Regions from separate parts of the Homo sapiens genome. Here region 1 is linked to region 2. The links are chromatin contacts, found by Hi-C in ENCODE. All regions are on one chromosome and are shown on one strand. Each heading gives the region's core, a stretch centred on a gene start or an enhancer-like site at or near the end of the contact. The rest is flanking DNA. Distances are from core to core; before and after follow the strand shown. Region 1 overlaps PTPRK (protein tyrosine phosphatase receptor type K). Region 2 overlaps PTPRK (protein tyrosine phosphatase receptor type K).

Region 1 (2,700 bases), core at 36-2,535, 120 kb after region 2:
GCTGGGTACAGAAAATAAGGGGAGGAAAGATGCCAGAGGCAGAATATGGTCATACCGCCCAGGCCCCAATACTGGGAAGTTCTGTCTTCATGAGAAGCAGTACAGCATGGTGATTAACAGCATTGATTCCACAATCACACTCCCCATGTGTAAATCCTAATTCTGTCATTTTCTAGCCATGTGACCTTGGGGCAGTCGCTCAACCTCTCTGTGCCTTCATTTTCCCACACAGCAAAATGTGTATGTATTAGTATACTAGGGCCAACATAGCAAAATACCACAGACTTGAAGGCTTAAATAATTAATTAATTTTCTCATAGTTCCAGAGGCTGAAAGTCCAAGATCAAGATACCAATAAGGCTGGTTTCTCCTGAGGACTCTCCTTGATTTCTGGATAGCCACCTTCTGGTCTTCTGTCTTCATTTCTGTGAACACACATTCTTGGAGTCTCTTCCTCTTTTTATAAGGACATCAGTCATAGTAGATTAGGGCCCACTCTTATGACATCATTTAACCTTAATGACCTCTTTAAAGTCCCTACCTCCAAATACAATCACATTGGGGGTTAGGGCTTCAACATATGAATTTTGGGGAATACAATTCAGTGCATAACAAACAGTATAAAACAATAATAGCTACCTCACATGACTGTGGTGATGATTAGATGTATTACTATACAAGTGCCTGGCTCATGGGAAGTTCTATATAAATGCTTACTATTAGGCTAAGCCCCATTAAATTCACATGTCTAACAAGTATCCACAAATCACAGCATCAAGTGGATGAAAACAGACATTTGCAGTCTGTCTTTAAGATTTCTTGTATTGGGACAGTGATATCTTTGGGGATAAATGGAGGACACATCTTGCTGATAACATCTATCTCAATTCAAAACATGGGTGGTTAATATAGAAATGTTAGTGGTTCCTAACAGGAGCAAAACCAATAGATAGCTTTGATTTTCTCACATTCCCAGTGGGACACAAAGGCTTTTTGTGTCTCAGGATTATGTGCTGATAAAGAATGCGGAAAGAATGTTTATGAGGAAGCAGACAAAAGCAGCCTGGCTCCGGTGTATCCACACTTGGCAGCTGTAATGCAGTTTCGGCTACACCAATAATTTCCAATTATTTTTACCTGCAGTCAATTCTCAAGCTAGAAGACTGTGGTGAGAATATGAGATTAATTTAGACAGGCTCAGGCACTCATGTGAACACCAAAATCTGCCACTAAAACAAACATCAGGCTTACATTAATCTATCATTTTTTTTCTCTTGTTACCTTTTCAATCGCCCTTCATGATCCTGGCCAGGGTTCTGTGTGCGTGATAGATGGCGAATGGAATGGCAGACAGCAGCAGAACAACAGCAGCAAAAGTTACCGACCACAAGCACAGACACTGAAAACGAAAGCGGCTTGGTAACTAACAGGCTAATCTTCACGGCAGGAAGAATACTTGGCAATGAAACTTCCCCTGGGAATTGATTCACTACTGTTCACATTTGTTTAAATGAATTTAACATAATCTTCTAATTGTGGAAGTCTGATCCTATCACTCCCCTGCCTATCTGCCTAAAACTCTTCCATATCATCAGGTTGCCTCCAAGATAAAGTCATCATTCCCTTGCATAACACCCAAGGGTTTCATGATCTAGTCCCAACAAATTGCCACATTCATCTCTATTACAGAATCTTCAAAGATACCAGTAGCAGTTCCTAGTACCGTACTTCTGGGCCCTTCACATGCTGCCTTCTCTATCAAGAAAACCCTCCTCATTGGCTCTGATAACTGCTCTATGTCTTTGGTCTCAATGCTGATATCCCCTCCTAGGCAAATTCCATCCATCCACCCCCAACTGAGTAGTTTGCCTCTTCAGCATGTTCCCAGAATACCCCAAATCTAACACTATTATGGGATATATCATACTGTTACATTGTACATATTTAAGCAACTGCCTACTCAAAATTTTCAAGAGAACCTTGTAGCCTAACTATCCAAAAATGAAAATTCCAATATATTATGGTGGTTGAGATCAAGTATTTCTATATCAGACAGACCTGAGCTTGAAACTTATTTGTCTTTTATTACTCATATGGCCCCAAGAGAAGCTGTAACATGGAGACACAATAATATTTATTTTACGGGATTTTGAAGTATTTAATAAGTAAATACACTTGCCGCAGCACCTGGCATGAGGACAAGTTCATAGCTGTTATTTTCATGCTCAGTATCTAATTCATCTCCTACTACTCTATTGAATATAACCCACTCTTCAAGTTGGACTGTTTGGCCTGAAAATAGTCTTAAGTTTTCTCTTCAGCTGAAATACTCCATCTCCCAATCTTTGCATATGGAAACCCTTGCCTTCCAAAAACCCCTTGCTAGTGCCACACTTTCCACCTATCCTTTCCAAGCCTAGACCTGCTTTCTCCCTTCTCTTGGATAGCCCCCTTGTGCTTTTTGGAAAGGGCAGGAGACACTGATGTTTGCTCATTTTTGTGGCAACCCATACCCCAAATTTTCCCCCAATCCAGAGTGTGGTGTCCCATGTGCCACCAAAATGTAAGTATTTTAGAAGCCGGAATATGTGTTTTTATTGCTCTCTAACAATATCTGGCACATGGTAGGCACTCAACAATATATGTTAAATGAATGAGTGAGTTGGCTGTTTCTATTGCAAAAGAAAGCCAGCATTCACC
Region 2 (2,826 bases), core at 282-2,781:
CATGTTACTTCCCTCCTACCTCTCACAGTATTAGCTTCTTTGGATTCAGAGGATGACTCCAGCGTTAGAAGATAGATATCTTCATAGAAACAGGCTCCCAACACCAAGCAAACTTCTCGTTTGATGCTCAGCAGCCCCAGCACTGCAGGGAAGCTAGCTGGGTTGGACCTACTATATTATAGTACCTTGGTCTCTATGTGCCACCTTCTTTAAGGATGTAAACTCCATAAGCGAAGAATAATCTACTACTCTGTTGACTTTTCTAACCCCATGCCTGGTATATGGTAGGCCCTTAATAAATATCTGTTGATGTATGGTTAATTTAAATGCAGTTCTACTATATTCTGCATGCTGGTTTTCCAACACTGACAATTGGCGACGCTGAATTATCCAGGACTCCATCCCAAACCCTCCCCATTTAATTCTAACCAGTTTGTCAGCATTTACTTAAAGAGAGATTTCCAATATCACAGGATTCTAGAATCCAAGGAGTATGTAAAACCAGCCATTAGAATACCCACTTGGGCCCAAAGTAGTAGAAGGCTCAAAGCCAACTATCGACAAATTCAGTGACTTAACCTAATGTATCCAATATTATCCAACCTGACATAACTTGCAGCACTTTTAAAAACACCAATACCCTGGCCCTCACTTAAATTTAAGTGGTCTCAGGGCGGGCCTGGCACAGTTTGCTTTCTTAGCTTCCAAAAGAATCTAAACCGTCAAGTATGATCACCTCTGACCTTTGACTAATCTCCGAATCAAGTGTTGGCACAAGGCCAATACTACAATAAAAGATAATATTAAGTATGGTGATAGAGAGCATTTCTCCTTCTAAATTATTTCATATATAAATCAAACCACTAACTTGGGCCTCATTAATACTAGGTCCCTACATCAAACACAGGTTTCTTAGCACATAATAGCAATACTGAAATGGAAACCATTAACTACTATAAAAATTACAAAGTAATGTCCTACTTGAGAGTTTGAGAGAGCCTTCGGGAAAAAATATTCTCACTTTAATGATTTACAATGTTAGTTCAATTTTATAAAGCAATTAAATGAAGCAAATCCAGTACTTAATTTTTGAAATTTGACTCTCTAATGTGCATACATAACCTTCCCATGTTCACAATAAAAAATAATGCAAAATGCACAGATGTCCTCTCATTCCAAAATTGCTGAGTTTGTTTTGTAAGTCACTGGATTTAAATCTACAGGTGTCAGAAAATTAACAGGTCCCAATTTCACTGAAATATAGACATGAAAAGCAAAGGCTCACACACAGGGACAACAGAAAGCAGAGACTAAATTTAATGAATAAATTTAGGGTGACAGAGAGCAGAGAATATAAACTGAAGGAGGAACTAAGATGAAAAGAAAGGGATAGAGCCATGATCAACACTTACTCTATTTAAACAAACAAAACAAAATCCATTCATGTAAGAGGAATTCCAATAAAAGGAGAGATGTATTAACAATAAACTGTTCTGTTAAAAAAGAAAAAAAAAAAACGTCAAAGTGCAGACAAATCTGTGACGAGGCCAATGACCAAGATCCTGCTTTTACTGGTTGCTTCCTCTGACTAGTTGGAGCTTCCTTTGAATAATCCTAATTTTCCCCCAATGAAACTTTATCATTCCTGTCAACTCACTTCCAATTTATTTTTAACACAAAATAAATGCTACTAACTCAAGATTGCTACTAACTGGAATGAGGAGTATCTGAGTCAGAAATTATTTTCCTTTAACTCTTTAGGACCACAAAACCTAGAGTGAGGGGTGAGCCATGACAATTGTCACCTTAACTCCAAGTAGCTACGTGCTCTTCACCAAGCAAGTACTGCTACTTCTCTGCAACTAAGTTTCCATGTCTGTAAAGTAAGGCATTTGGACTAGGTTTCTACAGTACTCTCTAGTTCCAAAGTACAATACAATTATAGACTACAATAATGGTCTTTAAAATTCAGGCACCAGGAAGTCTTTCCATTATTCAGAGGCTATAGAAGAATAAAACTCTTCACTCTATTTAAAAAAACAAAACAAAACAAAAAACAAACAAACAAAAAAAAAAACACACACACAGCAATAACAACAAAAAAATCACCCAAGAGCTAAACTACATAGTTGACTTAATTCACGTTCTTTTAAAGAGCCTTGGCTTTGCATGCAGTTTAAATTCTACCATCACTTCACAAGTCAAGTTTCCTGCCTTTAAAAGATATATTACACATTTTACCAAGGGAAAGAGGTTATTTCCCCATTACTGTCCCACCACTCTTTCCTTGAAATTTTACAGAATCATTTCCCACTTCTATATTCCTGAAGAAAAGGTGGCAGTTTTGAGAAGTGCAGTAATGATTATAGAGAGTGAGCTCTTTTCCAAAGTACAGTTTAACTTTGAAGAGAAAAATGAAAATATTCCATATGTAAATAACGTTTAAAGGCAGGGAACCCCAGGTAAAACCTCAGATATAAGAACAATATAGATAGACATTTTACAAGAACAATATAGATATTTTATAAGACATTCAAAATATATCAGATCCTGGTCTGATAAATAGGAGTTTAAGTTAGGCTTCTACCTGGTAAACAAAATACTGCATGTGAAAACTGACTATTCTTTATTCTTAAATTCTTGACATACAAAAGAATATTTAAAGAAATTTAGCTGTATTCCATGTTCAAAGAATTATATTTAGTAGGTTAAATGTTAATAAATTTATAGAAATTACTGTCTTCCAAACTCACATGTATTGAGAAGCTGAATAGATTATGAAAGTTTAGCAATTTTTTAAAAAGCTTTAGAAATTCATTTAATTTT

What was found. A loop is a pair of places that touch in the nucleus more often than their neighbours do.
Region 1: a loop to region 2 is called in a map of PC-3, with 3 times the contacts of the local background. The contact joins two enhancer-like sites. A Hi-C loop is called at or near these places in 1 of 168 maps with a recorded cell type or tissue (PC-3).

What each region holds. Positions count from the first base shown.
Region 1 is chr6:128,490,451-128,493,150 of GRCh38, forward strand. The region is part of intron 1 of PTPRK (protein tyrosine phosphatase receptor type K); the gene reads right to left. Among named protein-coding and RNA genes, the nearest start is that of PTPRK, 29 kb to the right of the region's middle. Within about 2 kb of position 1,286, at least 15 of the 41 ENCODE cell types and tissues checked have a DNase peak (open chromatin) inside an H3K27ac peak, as active enhancers do; they include PC-3, where a contact is called at or near this core.
Region 2 is chr6:128,366,885-128,369,710 of GRCh38, forward strand. All of the region lies in intron 2 of PTPRK (protein tyrosine phosphatase receptor type K), which reads right to left. Among named protein-coding and RNA genes, the nearest start is that of PTPRK, 150 kb to the right of the region's middle. Within about 2 kb of position 1,532, at least 2 of the 41 ENCODE cell types and tissues checked have a DNase peak (open chromatin) inside an H3K27ac peak, as active enhancers do; they include PC-3, where a contact is called at or near this core.